Regions from separate parts of the Homo sapiens genome. Here all the other regions are linked to region 2. The links are chromatin loops, found by intact Hi-C in ENCODE. Cell type or tissue: endothelial cell of umbilical vein. All regions are shown on one strand. Links, peaks and the distances in the headings refer to the core of each region. The heading gives the core; the rest is flanking DNA.

Region 1 (4,184 bases), core at 725-3,224, 120 kb before region 2:
AGAGTATGCTTTAATAAAGTCTGTTAAATATTCTTTTCTGAATTTAAATTCCTGAGTCATTTCACTCAAACTCTGTTTCAGATTAGAGTTGGTTTCAGCTGTGGATTTCAGTAAATCTAAAATAACAACTCCAAGGTCACATTGGTTCAGGCTGGTAATCTCAGCTCTTTGGGAGGCTGAAGCGGGAGGATTGCCTGAGGCTAGGAGTTCAAAACCAGCTTGGGCAATATAGTGAGACCCCCCCCCCACCCATCTCTACAAAAATAAAAAATAAATCAGACAGGAATGGTGGTGCACACTTGTAGTCCTACCTACTCGGGAGGCTGAAGTGGGAGAATTGATTGAGCCTGGGAGTTTGATGCTGCAGTGAGCTATGATCATGCTACTGAACTCCAGCCTGGATGACAGAGTGAGACTCGCTCTCTCTCTCTTTCTCTGTCTCTCTCGCTCAAAAAGAACAATGTGTTGGATTCTACTTCATAGAGGAAGGTGGCTACTCCAGTTGCAGAAAACATGTTTACACTCTGGCCAGCAGGAAGGAAGAAGGCAACAGGACATACCAGCTTCTTTTAAGGATATTTCCCTTCTCATGTAACCCATAAATATATACACCTACTGTAAAGTTAAAAATTAAAAAAAGAATATTTCCTAGATTTTGCAAGCACACTTATGCTTATACCTCATTGGTCAAAATGTAGTCAAGTGGCTACATACAGCTTTCATGCAGGCTGGAATATTTTTATTCCAAGTGGCTTTGTGCCAGTTATAATTAGGGTTTAGTTACCAAAGAAGGGTTCAATAGCTATTGAAGAAGTAGCAACCTGCCTTAGTAGGTAATTGAAACATTGTAGCAGGTCTGAAGAGCTATAACAAGGTGAGCAGTAGCCTTTGAGGAGTTAGGCTGCCATTGCTTTGTAAGAGAGGAAAAAATTATTTTTCCTTCTACCCTCCTAGGTTCTCTGCCTGGGACTTTGTAAATTAGACTAACAAAACAGATTGACAAAAGAAACCCAAACAATTTATTAATGTGTGAAGCACACCCCACCTGGGAGGAACCTCATGATGAGTAACTCAAAGGGGAGTTAGAGCTTAGATTTATATAGCATCTTAACAAAAGAGCAATAACTTTGTAGAGAAGTGACAAGACAAAGGAAAAAACGTTAAGTTTCTAGGGCTGCAAATTTTGAGAAGGCAAATACCTGAAAGAAACTAATGGAGAAGGTTTGTGTAGGTCTGTCTTGACACTGACTTCTTTGTGGACATAAATCTCCCTCCGGAGAAAGGACTTACAGCAGTCCTCATTCCTCAGAAGTTTCTGCTTAGAGTCATCTAAGAGATACTCCAGGAAGGCTTCTTTCTGCTTCCATTGCATCTCATTTGCCTGCAGTTCAAAATAATCTTTATGCCAAAGAGGCATATTTTAAGGTGACTTATTCTTGTCCCCTAAAACTTAGAGTAACAATGCATCAACTCTGATCTTGCCACAGTGCAGGTCCATCTAAACTCATAATTAAAGCTTATTCTACAGTGTTTCATGCACAATTTGATTTTTACAAATTCTTTTTAAAATTTACATTCCCATGGAATCTGCCTAAGGCTACTTTTTGCAAAGCTTATAGCTTGCAGTGAACGCCAAGAATGAGTTCTCAGAAAATTCCAGCTGAGCGGGGGAGGGAGCAGCTCTTCTGAGGAGAGTCCGCCCCAATATCTGCCCACCATGTATTCATTGAAAGGGCTTGTTACACCACAAACATCCACCAGATGGCTTTTTGAGGTCGGGTTGTGAGACACCTGTGGCCTTGTCAAAGCACTCAAACCGCATTCTCAGGAGGCTGTTTTCAGCGTTCCTTATCACACACTCCACTCCTTGTCCTGTTTTCAGGGTCAAGGAATTATATTCTCATGCACAAATAACATACACACAGTGCCTCAGCATTTTTCCATGCCCCAACCTCAAATGCCTTGTACATAAGTTTGAGTATGTGGCTGTGCGCCCCCCACACTTTTCTGGCCCAGGTTGTTTTGGTCAGGCATTGGGGAAACATCAACCCAACGTGTAAAAAACATTAAAAGAGCAATTTAAATCTTTTCTGAATTCTCTTGACAAAGACCAAAGGGAATCCATTCATGACACCCTGTAGAACTTCTTAAAATAGTCTTTCCTGAATTCTCTTAAAATCTTACACACACTGCAATGTGTGTGCCCCTTTTATAACTTCCCACAACTCTTCCCCCAGATTGGGCATTGCTGACTTTTATATTTCTACTCTTCCTTCCTCACCTCCTGATCTCTTCCTTTAACTACCATCTGCCCATTTCTTTGTGTTTTGTTGTTATTTGTTTTTTTGAAACAGGTTCTTGCTTTGTTGCCTACACTGGAGTGCAGTGGTGCAATTACAGCTCACTGAAGCCTTGATCTCCTGGACTCAGGTGATCCTCCTGTCTCAGCCTCCCAAGTATCTAGGACTACAGGCACATGCCACCATGCCTGTCTAATATATATAAAATTTTATTTTTTATAGAGATGAGGTCTTGCTATGCTGGTCTTGAACTCCTGTGCTCAAGCCATCCACCTGCCTCGGCCTCCCAAAGTGTTGAGATTACAGGTGTGAACCACTATGCCCAGCTTGCCCATTCCATTGTAAAGCAATGAAGCCAGTCTGAGAACAACAGTTTCACCTGATCTATTACCCCAGTTCTCCAGGAAACGATCTGGCATAGATCCAACTATCTTTTAATGTTCAAAGGAATAGAAGAGCCTGCTAACGCTCATTTATTAATTCGCCTAATTTTGGATACAAATAGTAAAATATATAAGCCTGTAATCTTTATTTACTCTTGTGGTGTAAATATTCACCCATCAGGAGCCCCAGGAGGACCCTGTCCTGGAGCTGAGGGTAAGCCCTGAAGAATATGCAGGCTTGGAAGGGGAGCAGAGGGAGGCAGGAAGGTGGTGAAGGGGGAGGTGTTGGGGAGAGGAGGAGGGAGGCAGAGAGAAGAGGAGAAATTCCTCTGTCTCTGTCTCTCTCTGATTCACTCTGTCAGTGTCTCCTCTGTCTGTCTTTTGTCTCCATCTCTGTCTCTGATGCTCTTGCTCATCCTGTGGGGAGAGAGGGCTGAGGAGGGAAGAGTGGGATTGGGGCGGGGGACAATGGCAGTGCCAGGTGGAGACTTGTCCTTCAGAGTCCCCAGACACCCCTTCCTAAGCATCTCTATCTCTCTGCATCTATCTCTGATTCTGCCTCTCCCCCAAGACCCACCATATTACTCTCTTTCTCTCTCTCAATCACTCTCTGTTTCTTTCTTTAATCTCTAATTCTAAAATCCAAAAACCTTTGAGACAAAGTTTTCTTCTAATTCATTTGACAGAAAAAACCTGACCCAAACTTTGTGATGCTATTTATTGTCTCTATAGAGCCCACTTAGTGTGAATATTTTTGTATTTTTATATTTTATGGAGAAATATTAGTAAGACAATAGTATAAGTGATATGGTTTCTAAAGTCCTATAGTTCTGAATCTGAAGTAAGCCATTAAGATGAAGAATTACTTGCAATTATTTCCTGTAATACATGTTCTATTTTATGTCCATATTTATGTAGGGCTAAACTAGATTTTCCTTCCTTTTTAAAATAATTTATTGTACAAACATTCTGTATATAAATCTATAAAAGATACTGAAGAACATGCATTCCTCAAGAAGTAGAACATGGGGTATGTAAATAAAAATTATTCAAAGCTTAGGATTAGCAAAAAGAGATCACTGGAGTAAATGCTCAATGGATTCCTGGGCATTTTCTAGCAGGCCCTCTGGAGATGATCTCTGACTGACTTTATTTAAAGTTCTTTTAGAACTCTTTAAGCATAGAGGTTAATTTGCAGTAAATTTATAGGAATGCAAATGACTCTTATCTGAGAACAATGCAAATGATTCCTGGTTATAGTAGAGCAAATATATTTTGTCCATTTTGTTTTAATTACTTTCCACCAGGTAGAAAAGCTAATTGCAAATATTACAGTTTGTTACTCTGTAGGATATTAACCAGTTTTGTATCTATTGGAAAGGTCACTTCAGAATGCTTTTGACTGACTGACTATATGCATTCCTATTCCTCAAATTCTTCTTTGAACCAGTTGTAGCATCTGAATGTTTCCTCATTAATTAATGAGTTGAATTAAATCTTT
Region 2 (4,184 bases), core at 832-3,331:
AAGAGGAAACATTGTTGAGGAGGTTCTCGTACTGCTAAGAGGGGCTCAAGCATGCTGAGAACCCGCTGAGAGCTGGTGGCACACTCAACTCTGAGTTGTTCTCCTCAGGATGAAGACCTGGGTATATATCTACCTATTCTCTTCCCTCACTGGTGAAGTCTTGCTCTAGCAGCAATGGCTCCCAGACATGAGGGATCCACACTATTGGTTCGTTGAGCAGGCTCAGAGGATGGGGATCATGGTTAGGCAGACAGACATGGGTAGCCAGTGGCTCCTAATGGGCTGTCTATAGCAACCTCCAGAGTAGGCCAAGGGCACAAAGGTAGGGAAAAGATGGTCTCTTCTACAGTTGCCTTTTCTGTGTGGTCCTATCTGTTGACAAGTTGTTCTAGTCTTCCACTCTCTCCCTACTCATATCTCTCACTTCCCTTTGCCAGATCCCTGAAACATTGTGTTTTTCATTGCCTCTAATACAATTGTAAAATTAAATTGATATAATAGCTTTCACGATTTGAGGTCTGCTTCTGGGAGGTATTAATATCTTAGCATTTCTGGCCTTCTCTGTAAGAAGGCAGAGTAGCTGTCAATGGTTCTGGTAAGAGCCTGGTCTAAATGAAGCAGATTTGGGGAAGTTGGAAGTTGTCCAGAGTGTGCTGAAGTGGCAGGGCCCTAATGATATTAACAGGACATTGACAGGGTCTGCTACACACTATAATATACAATGGATGCCCCCAAGTCTGTAGGCTCACCTCCTTGCCCTGTCTTTGCTTCTTGGACTCAAGTTCTCCTCTTTCTTGACTTATTCATTCATTGTACTGGAACACACCCTCCAGGAGCCACCTAAGAAATGATGCACAGGAAGTAAAATTTTGAGCTCCAACATATTTGAAACTGTCTTTATTCTCACACTTGGTTGATAATTTGGCTGAGTGTAGAAAATTGGGTTAAAAAAATTTTCTTTTAGAACTTTTAAACAGTATCTTTTTTTGTATTACAGTTTCCAATATTATAGTAGAAAAGCCAGAACCATTTTAATTCTTGATCATATAGGATGTTTTTATCCTTGTTTTTCTGTAGGGAAACTCATATTTTATTCTGAGAAATGTTGTTGGTATAGTTTTTTTTGTCTTCTTTATATTTTTCTCTTATTTTTAGAGAAATCTTACTGGTCAGATATTGATCCTTTTTGTCAATCTAGTAATTTTCTTAAATTTTCTCTCTTTTTCCCATACATCATCTCTGTCTCATCCCTTCCCCACATTCTTTGGGGATCATTTCTTGATTTTGTATTTTAACCATTTTCAAAAATATTCCCTTCATTTAAAAAAGTATTCTGTTTTTTATGGATACAGTGCCTACCTATATTTCTCAGAGGATATTAATAATAGTTTCTATGGAAGTTCTATTCTGCTCTCTGCAAACTTCTGTTGATGATGGTTCTAGGTTATATATTCATTTTAAAGAGTGAGACCCATATCACTGATTATTTAAGTTCTATGTACATGGTGAGATTGGGCAGTGAACTACTTTTTTCTTATTGGCAGTTGTAGCAGAAACTGCTGATTGCTTCCCAGTATCCATTTCCCCTACTTGTTTAGGTAATACAACTACCCTCACCCCTTTGAATATCAGCAGGGTATCCGCTGCTCTGTTAGATGCTCCCTCGGAGTAACCTCCCAATGTGCACAACTTCCTAGTTACTTTCTTAGGAAAGAAGTCACTTGCTTTCTTTTCTTTTCTTTTTTCTTTTTTTTTTTTGAGACGAGTCTCGCTGTGTCGCCCAGGCTGGAGTGCAGTGGCGCGATCTTGACTCACTGAAACCTCTGCCTCCCGGATTCAAGCAGTTCTCTGCCTCAGCCTCCCGAGTGGCTGGGATTACAGGCGCCCACCACCACGCCCGGCTAATTTTTTTGTATTTTTAGTAGAGATGGGGTTTCACCATCTTGGCCAGGCTGGTCTTGAACTCCTGACCTTGTGATCCACCCGCCTCGGCCTCCCAAAGTGCTGGGATTACAGGCGTGAGCCACTGCGCCCGGCCCCACTTGCTTTCCGCTTCCTCTTTCCCCCCGCGGTGAGCTGAAGTGCTGGCAAGAGTGATGGTGAGTCAGCCTCTGCCATTCTGAGGACAGTTCCTGCGGATGCTAGAGTAATGAAAGGGAAAGCATTTGGCCCTTGGATGACCTTGTCAACTTGGGTCAGAGCTCGTGACTGTTCTGAATGCACTTCCATCTCTGGACTGTCATATGAAAAAGAGATAAACTTCTGCCTTGTTAGCCGTTGTGTTTGAAGTGTGTTTGTTATAGCAGCTTAGCCTATGCCCTAACAAATTCAGAGGGATACCCAAATATCAGTTTTTACTGGTATCTCTTCTGTTCTGCCCAGTTTCTCTGGAGAATGATTCTCCAGTCTCCTGCCTGCTTATTTATTAACTTGAATTTCTATCGTGCAACAAAGAAGATTACTGCTTCTATTTTCCTGTGGAACTCCACTTCTCCCTCCACCTAGCACCCTGTTTCTGCTACAACGTTACTTTTGTATTGTCAACTTTAAAGCATTTACATTCTTTCTTGAAACAATTGTTCCTATTTCTAGAAGGCAGAGTCATCGCATTCATCAACTGCTTTTAGGTGACTTGTTTTTCCTTCTATTATGACTAGTTTATCTTTGTATTTGCCTCAGAGGTGTGTATACAGGATGTGCTTAATAATTATATCATGGGCAAACAGTACATGAAATTATGTGAAATACTAACTTGGTACTAATACAGTCCAGCAGAAGGTCAATTACAAAATTTCTGCTGCCAAATATTCTTCTCTGACTATAGGGAAACAAACTGTAAGTATGTGATTCAATCTCTCTCCAGGCTTAAAAAAAGAGCCTAGGAAAAAGGAAGCTGCTTAACTAGAAACTTTCAGATGAAAAATTATATGTGAATGGTGACTATGGGTTGAGCTGCCATTTTGTAATGTGGGAAATTAAGGTTCAGAAAAAGAATAAAGGTTTCCAATCCAGAAATAGCCCTGTGAATAGCTATCAGTCCTGTGTTCACAAGACTTTTACCAAATTATCAATTTTCTAGACACTGATAATTTTAAGTTTAAAGATATGATAAATTCTTCCTCATTGTAAATATTAATATATAACCAATAATGGATATTTATACTGAAAAAAATTTTTCCAAATTTTATTTTTCCATTTTTTATGTCTACCTCAGTACCCAGTAGAAGCTTAATAATTTCAAAAAGTTTAAATATATTAGTTTGTAACAATATTTATAACTTAAATGTGCTAAAATAAAAATGGAAAATCAAAGTCATGTAAGAGAGATAAATTTCCCTAAATTTAAATTTATACAGTAATTGTAATTGAGTTTATTTTGAGTCAAATTAAAATGGGAACTATAATGTATCACATATTTACATTGTTTGACAAAAATAAACATATCAGTTCTGCTTACAGGAGAAACATTTTTTCTTGTTTTGAAAATAGAAAGCAATTTTCTTGCATGAGTTATTTTACAAGGGACAGTGAATAACATAATATATAATGCCTTTAACTTCAGTTGATAAGTTCTTCAAAAAGCTAAATATATCAATCCCCTATAAAACTGAGATGATGAGACATGTTGGGGGGTGGAGCCAAGATGGCCGAATAGGAACAGCTCCAGTCTACAGCTCCCAGCGTGAGTGACGCAGAAGATGGATGATTTCTGCATTTCCAACAGAGGTACCGGGTTCATCTCACTGGGGAGTGTCGGAAAGTGGGTGCAGGACAGTGGGTACAGCGCACCGAGCATGAGCCGAAGCAGGGCGAGGCATTGCCTCACCCGGGAAGCGCAAGGGGTCAGGGAATTCCCTTTCCTAGTCAAAGAAAGGAGTGACAGACGGCACCTGGAAAATCAGGTCACTCCCACCCTAATACTGAGCTTTTCCAATGGTCTTAGCAAATGGCACACCAGGAGATTATATCCTGTGCCTGGCTCAGAGGGTCCTATGCCCACGGAGCCTCGCTCATAGCTAGCACAGCAGTCTGAGATCAAACTGCAAGGTGGCAGCGAGGCTGGGGGAGGGGCACCCACCATTGCCGAGGCTTGAGTAGGTAAACAAAGCAGCCAGGAAGCTTGAACTGGGTGGAGCCCACCACAGCTCAAGGAGGCCTGCCTGCCTCTGTAGACTTCACCTCTG
Region 3 (4,184 bases), core at 725-3,224, 100 kb after region 2:
TGGCTGACATGGAGGAGGTCCATGGAAGTTAGTAAGTCAAGGCAGTAAGTGACCAGAGTATCAAATAAGGATATGATGTCATCCTGAAAATGGGTGGATGTTGGACAGACAGGAAGACTCTGAGGGTGTTGAAGTTTTTATAAATCAAAAGCAGGGTTGAAGAGAGGTCAGTACCTAACAGCAAGCAGAAGGTGTTGAACAGTAGCATTGCTCAATGGAACAATTTCCACAGAAGCTGGGAAACTTTATACGAGAGGGAAGATAAGAAATAATCTGAAACTGACAGAGTGGAAAAAGCATAGTTTTCATTTACTAATAGAAACCACAGAACTGGTCAGGCTGGATATCGGGGGAAATTCAGCCAGATATCGGGCAAAATTCACCCCCGATATTTCACGTAGGTTCTTTTCTATATTCCCTAAATGTCGGCCGGCCTGAGAAATAAAGGGAAAGAGTACAAAAGAGAAATTTTAAAGCTGGGTGTCTAGGGGAGACATCACATGTTGGCAGGTTCCGTGATGCCCACTGAGCCGCAAAACCAGCAAGTTTTTATTAGTGATTTTCAAAAGGGGAGGGAGTGTACGAATAGGGTGTGGGTCACAGAGATCACGTGCTTCACAAGGTAATAGAATATCACAAGGCAAATGGAGGCAGGGCAAGATCACAGGACCACACGACCAGGGTGAAATTAAAATTGCTAATGAAGTTTCGGGCATGCATTATCATTGATAACATCTTATCAGGAGACAGGGTTTGAGAGCAGACAGCCGGTCTGACCAAAATTTATTAGGCGGGAATTTCCTCGTCCTAATAAGCCTGGGAGCGCTATGGGAGACTGGGGCTTATTACATCCCTACAGCTCGACCATAGAAGACGGCCGCCCACCGAAGCGGCCATTTTAGAGGCCTACCCTCAGGGACGCATTCTCTTTCTCAGGGATGTTCCTTGCTGAGAAAAAGAATTCAGCAGTATTTCTCCCATTTGCTTTTGAAAGACGAGAAATATGGCTCTGTTCCACCTGGCTCACTGGCTGTCAGAGTTTAAGGTTATCTCTCTTGTTCCCCGAACATTGCTGTTATCCTGCTCTTTTTTCAGGGTGCCCAGATTTCATATTGTTCAAACACACATGCTCTACAATTTGTGCAGTTAACGCAATCATCACAGGGTCCTGAGGTGACATACATCCTCCTCAGTTTACGAGATAACAGGATTAAGAGATTAAAGTAAAGACAGGCATAGGAAATCACAAGGGTATTGATTAGGGAAGTGATAAGTGTCCATGAAATCTTCACAATTTATGTTCAGAGATTGCAGTAAAGACAAGCGTATGAAATTATAAAAGTATTAATTTGGGGAACTAATAAATGTCCATGAAATCTTCACAATTTATGTTCTTCTGCCATGGCTTCAGCTGATCCCTCCATTCGGGGTTCCTGACTTCCCGCAATAGCTGGATTGGTATTTTTTAACCATTTCTTTTACTTTAAATGGAATTTAAATATAATTTAAATTTTAAATGGAAAATGAACTATAATCTGGTAAATGGCATGCAGTTTGTTACCTTGCTTGCATATTTTGTCTTATTTTCTGCCCTTTGAGTTTATGTTAGTCTTAGGCTCTACATCATTCTTCTCTATGCCTGATAGAATGGTTTGTTTGTACCGCCCTGCAATATATTTAATATTATGATGGGACATATTATGTACCATGCCCAGATCCTATGACTCACAATTAATAGGAAAGATTAAGAGACATTACTCATTCATTTATAGCTAAGTGACGTGTTATTTTATTGTTTTATTTATTTTATTATAAGCCCATAAGATGATGGCTGTTACGTACATAACACCTAGACCAAGATTGCTAATCAAAGGAAAGGGAACTAAACTAAATCTCTGTTCTTGGCAGCGTCACTCATTGTCCATTCATTCATATGTTTATTGACTCTATCTTATATGTCATGCACTGTATTAGTTGAGCGGTAATATGACTCATTCCTAAGCTTTGTCCTTGAGAGGCCATGGTCTAGTGGCAAAAACAATTACAGATATTTGTTAAATGTTATAATAGAATATTGTTCAAGGTGTGTGGGAAGGTTACGGAAGACTTCCTGAAGCTGATAATAGTTAATCTCCATCCTGAAGTAAAATGAGTTAGGCAGGTATATAAATAAATCACATCTTAGGTAAAGGGCAAAGCAGCTGAGGTGGAAAGGCTGGAGCCTAGGCAAGCAATGCACATCACGTTCTGGAAGCAGCATGCAGACTGCCAGTTTGCACCCTCCACACATCATATCTGCTTATCCTGAAATTACACTGGACTTTGTGGATCCTTCGCAGCAGAAAAGGCTTCACTAAGAAACACTGAAACATATTCAGATTTCAGCTGCTAAATTAAAACTACTGACATTTCTCAAAGAATCTGGTTTGTCCATTAAGTGCAAGCTGATATCATCACAGAAATTTTTTATCTTGGGAGCACCTTTTGGAAACTTAGACTCCAGTTACGTATTTGAAATAGCGAAAACCTTTGTCAAACAGCCCTTCAATCCGATGCAAAACCATTAGTGCTTTGTGCGCACATTGGGCAACTGTGATCCTTCAGGATTGGCTGCTCTCGAGAAAGAAAACTCCCTATGGGCCACCACACCCCCTACTTTATCCATGGGGAAGCAGCGGTATCAAATGGCCAATGGTCCTAGTTCCTGGCACAAAGTAGAAGCATGATAAACATTAGTGATTAAACATATTAAACATGGAAAACATAAAATTAGTGATTAAAAATTAGTCTAAATCCATGTCTTACCAGGTGGATTGTTATCTCCAGCAAACCCTGGGCCTTGAATTCACTTTTTGTCAAGGAATTTTATTAAGAAACATGAGTCATATCTGAATATTTTTAAAAATATAAATTACAAGTTAATTGGCTTTGCAAAAGACATATGTTGATGTACTTTGTTGCATTTTAGGTAGCATTTTGGTTAAGAAGAGCCCCCTCTTTAAGCCATTTAAGAGGGAAAAGCTGATTCACAGTTTGCCTTATTTGCTAGGTATTTCTATTCCAGGGGCAAAGAAGATTATTCAACATATACTTCTGTTCTCTATTTTGACATATCCAGTTTTTCCAAAGTTCCTAGCCAGATGCTAAATTCATATAGCTGATAAAGGAGTCTCTGTTCTTAAGATGATAATAGAGAGCATTTCATGAAATGGTTAAGCAGTAACACATATACATAGTATATGTATATATATATATAGTGACTTCTGTTGAAAAAATAAGTGACTATTCGTATTTATTTTCACTCTTTCTCAAAATGCCACTAAAATTACAGTGTCATTTTAACTAAAATTAAAAATAATTTTTTAAAGGCATAAAAACACAAAAGAATAAATGGCAGAGGAGATGCAGAAAGGTGTTTGAATTGTTACCGATTTAGCAGAAAGTAGAAAGCTAAAACCTTCCTGCCTGTAGCCAGTCTGTTTATGCTGCAGAACCCCAGAAAGGCTCAGAAATTGGAGGCACAAAGAACCTTTGGAGATTAGGAATTAAACTGAAAATAGGAGGATCAGTTGAAAGTGTATATAAAGTCGACAGACCTGAAGGACGCTTCTCATATGCAGAGCATTTAGGAGACTATTATCATGCTTTTACTTTCTGCCAGGAACTAGGACCATTGGCCATTTGATACAGCTGCTTCCCTGTGGATAAAGTAGTGGGGTGGGGTGTGGTGACCCGTGGGAAGCTTTCTTTCTCGAGAGCAGCCAATCCTGAAGGATCCCAGTTGCTCAATGTGCGCACAAAGCACTAATGGTTTTGCTTCTAATTGAAGTGCTGTTTGACAAAGAAGGTTTTTGCCATTTCTCCTATCCAGAGAAGAGGCAAGGGGCATTAAATGGAAAAATCAAAATCAGAGTAGTTCTCAACTCTAGGAAAACTGACAGTGAAAGAAGAAGGGTAGGAAAGGCAAACATTGAATGGTGAGACCTGTAACTCCCTGGTGAGACTAAGATCCCAGAATGTTGGTAGCCAGGCTTATACCTCTCTGTTCCATTCCAGGTGAGACTTCAGAGGATTTCTTTTTAGGGAAATGAATGAGACTAAGAGAAAATACTTTTAGATGCTAACATATGGGGTTGTTTCCCACACTGTCAAGTTCCCAACCCAATAACCCTACACTGAAGCCA

Evidence for each region. Peaks named below come from ENCODE experiments on the same cell type or tissue, not always from the same donor. Only the 100,000 strongest peaks of a DNase experiment are listed, where the experiment ranks them.
Region 1: it touches region 2 in a loop (4-fold over the local background); 2 of 110 quality-filtered maps call a loop at or near these places.
Region 3: a loop joins it to region 2, with 8 times the contacts of the local background. A loop is called at or near these places in 5 of 110 quality-filtered maps.

The regions. Positions count from the first base shown.
Region 1 is chr1:207,083,121-207,087,304 of GRCh38, forward strand. No RefSeq gene overlaps it. Among named protein-coding and RNA genes, the nearest start is that of C4BPB, 3.6 kb to the right of the region's middle. RefSeq lists an enhancer at 1,833-2,042. In endothelial cell of umbilical vein, for the core only: a CTCF peak has its summit at 1,744; a DNase peak (open chromatin) is centred at 1,771; H3K27me3 peaks cover 239 bases.
Region 2 is chr1:207,203,107-207,207,290 of GRCh38, forward strand. All of the region lies in intron 1 of LOC107985251 (a long non-coding RNA gene), which reads right to left. Among named protein-coding and RNA genes, the nearest start is that of LINC02942, 35 kb to the right of the region's middle. In endothelial cell of umbilical vein, for the core only: no CTCF peak of the experiment used is centred there; DNase peaks (open chromatin) are centred at 2,155 and 2,705; H3K27ac peaks cover 1,387 bases.
Region 3 is chr1:207,303,085-207,307,268 of GRCh38, forward strand. The region is part of intron 3 of LINC02942 (long intergenic non-protein coding RNA 2942); the gene reads left to right. The region is part of intron 1 of LOC107985251 (a long non-coding RNA gene); the gene reads right to left. Among named protein-coding and RNA genes, the nearest start is that of CD55, 17 kb to the right of the region's middle. In endothelial cell of umbilical vein, for the core only: no CTCF peak of the experiment used is centred there; a DNase peak (open chromatin) is centred at 1,917; H3K27ac peaks cover 1,665 bases.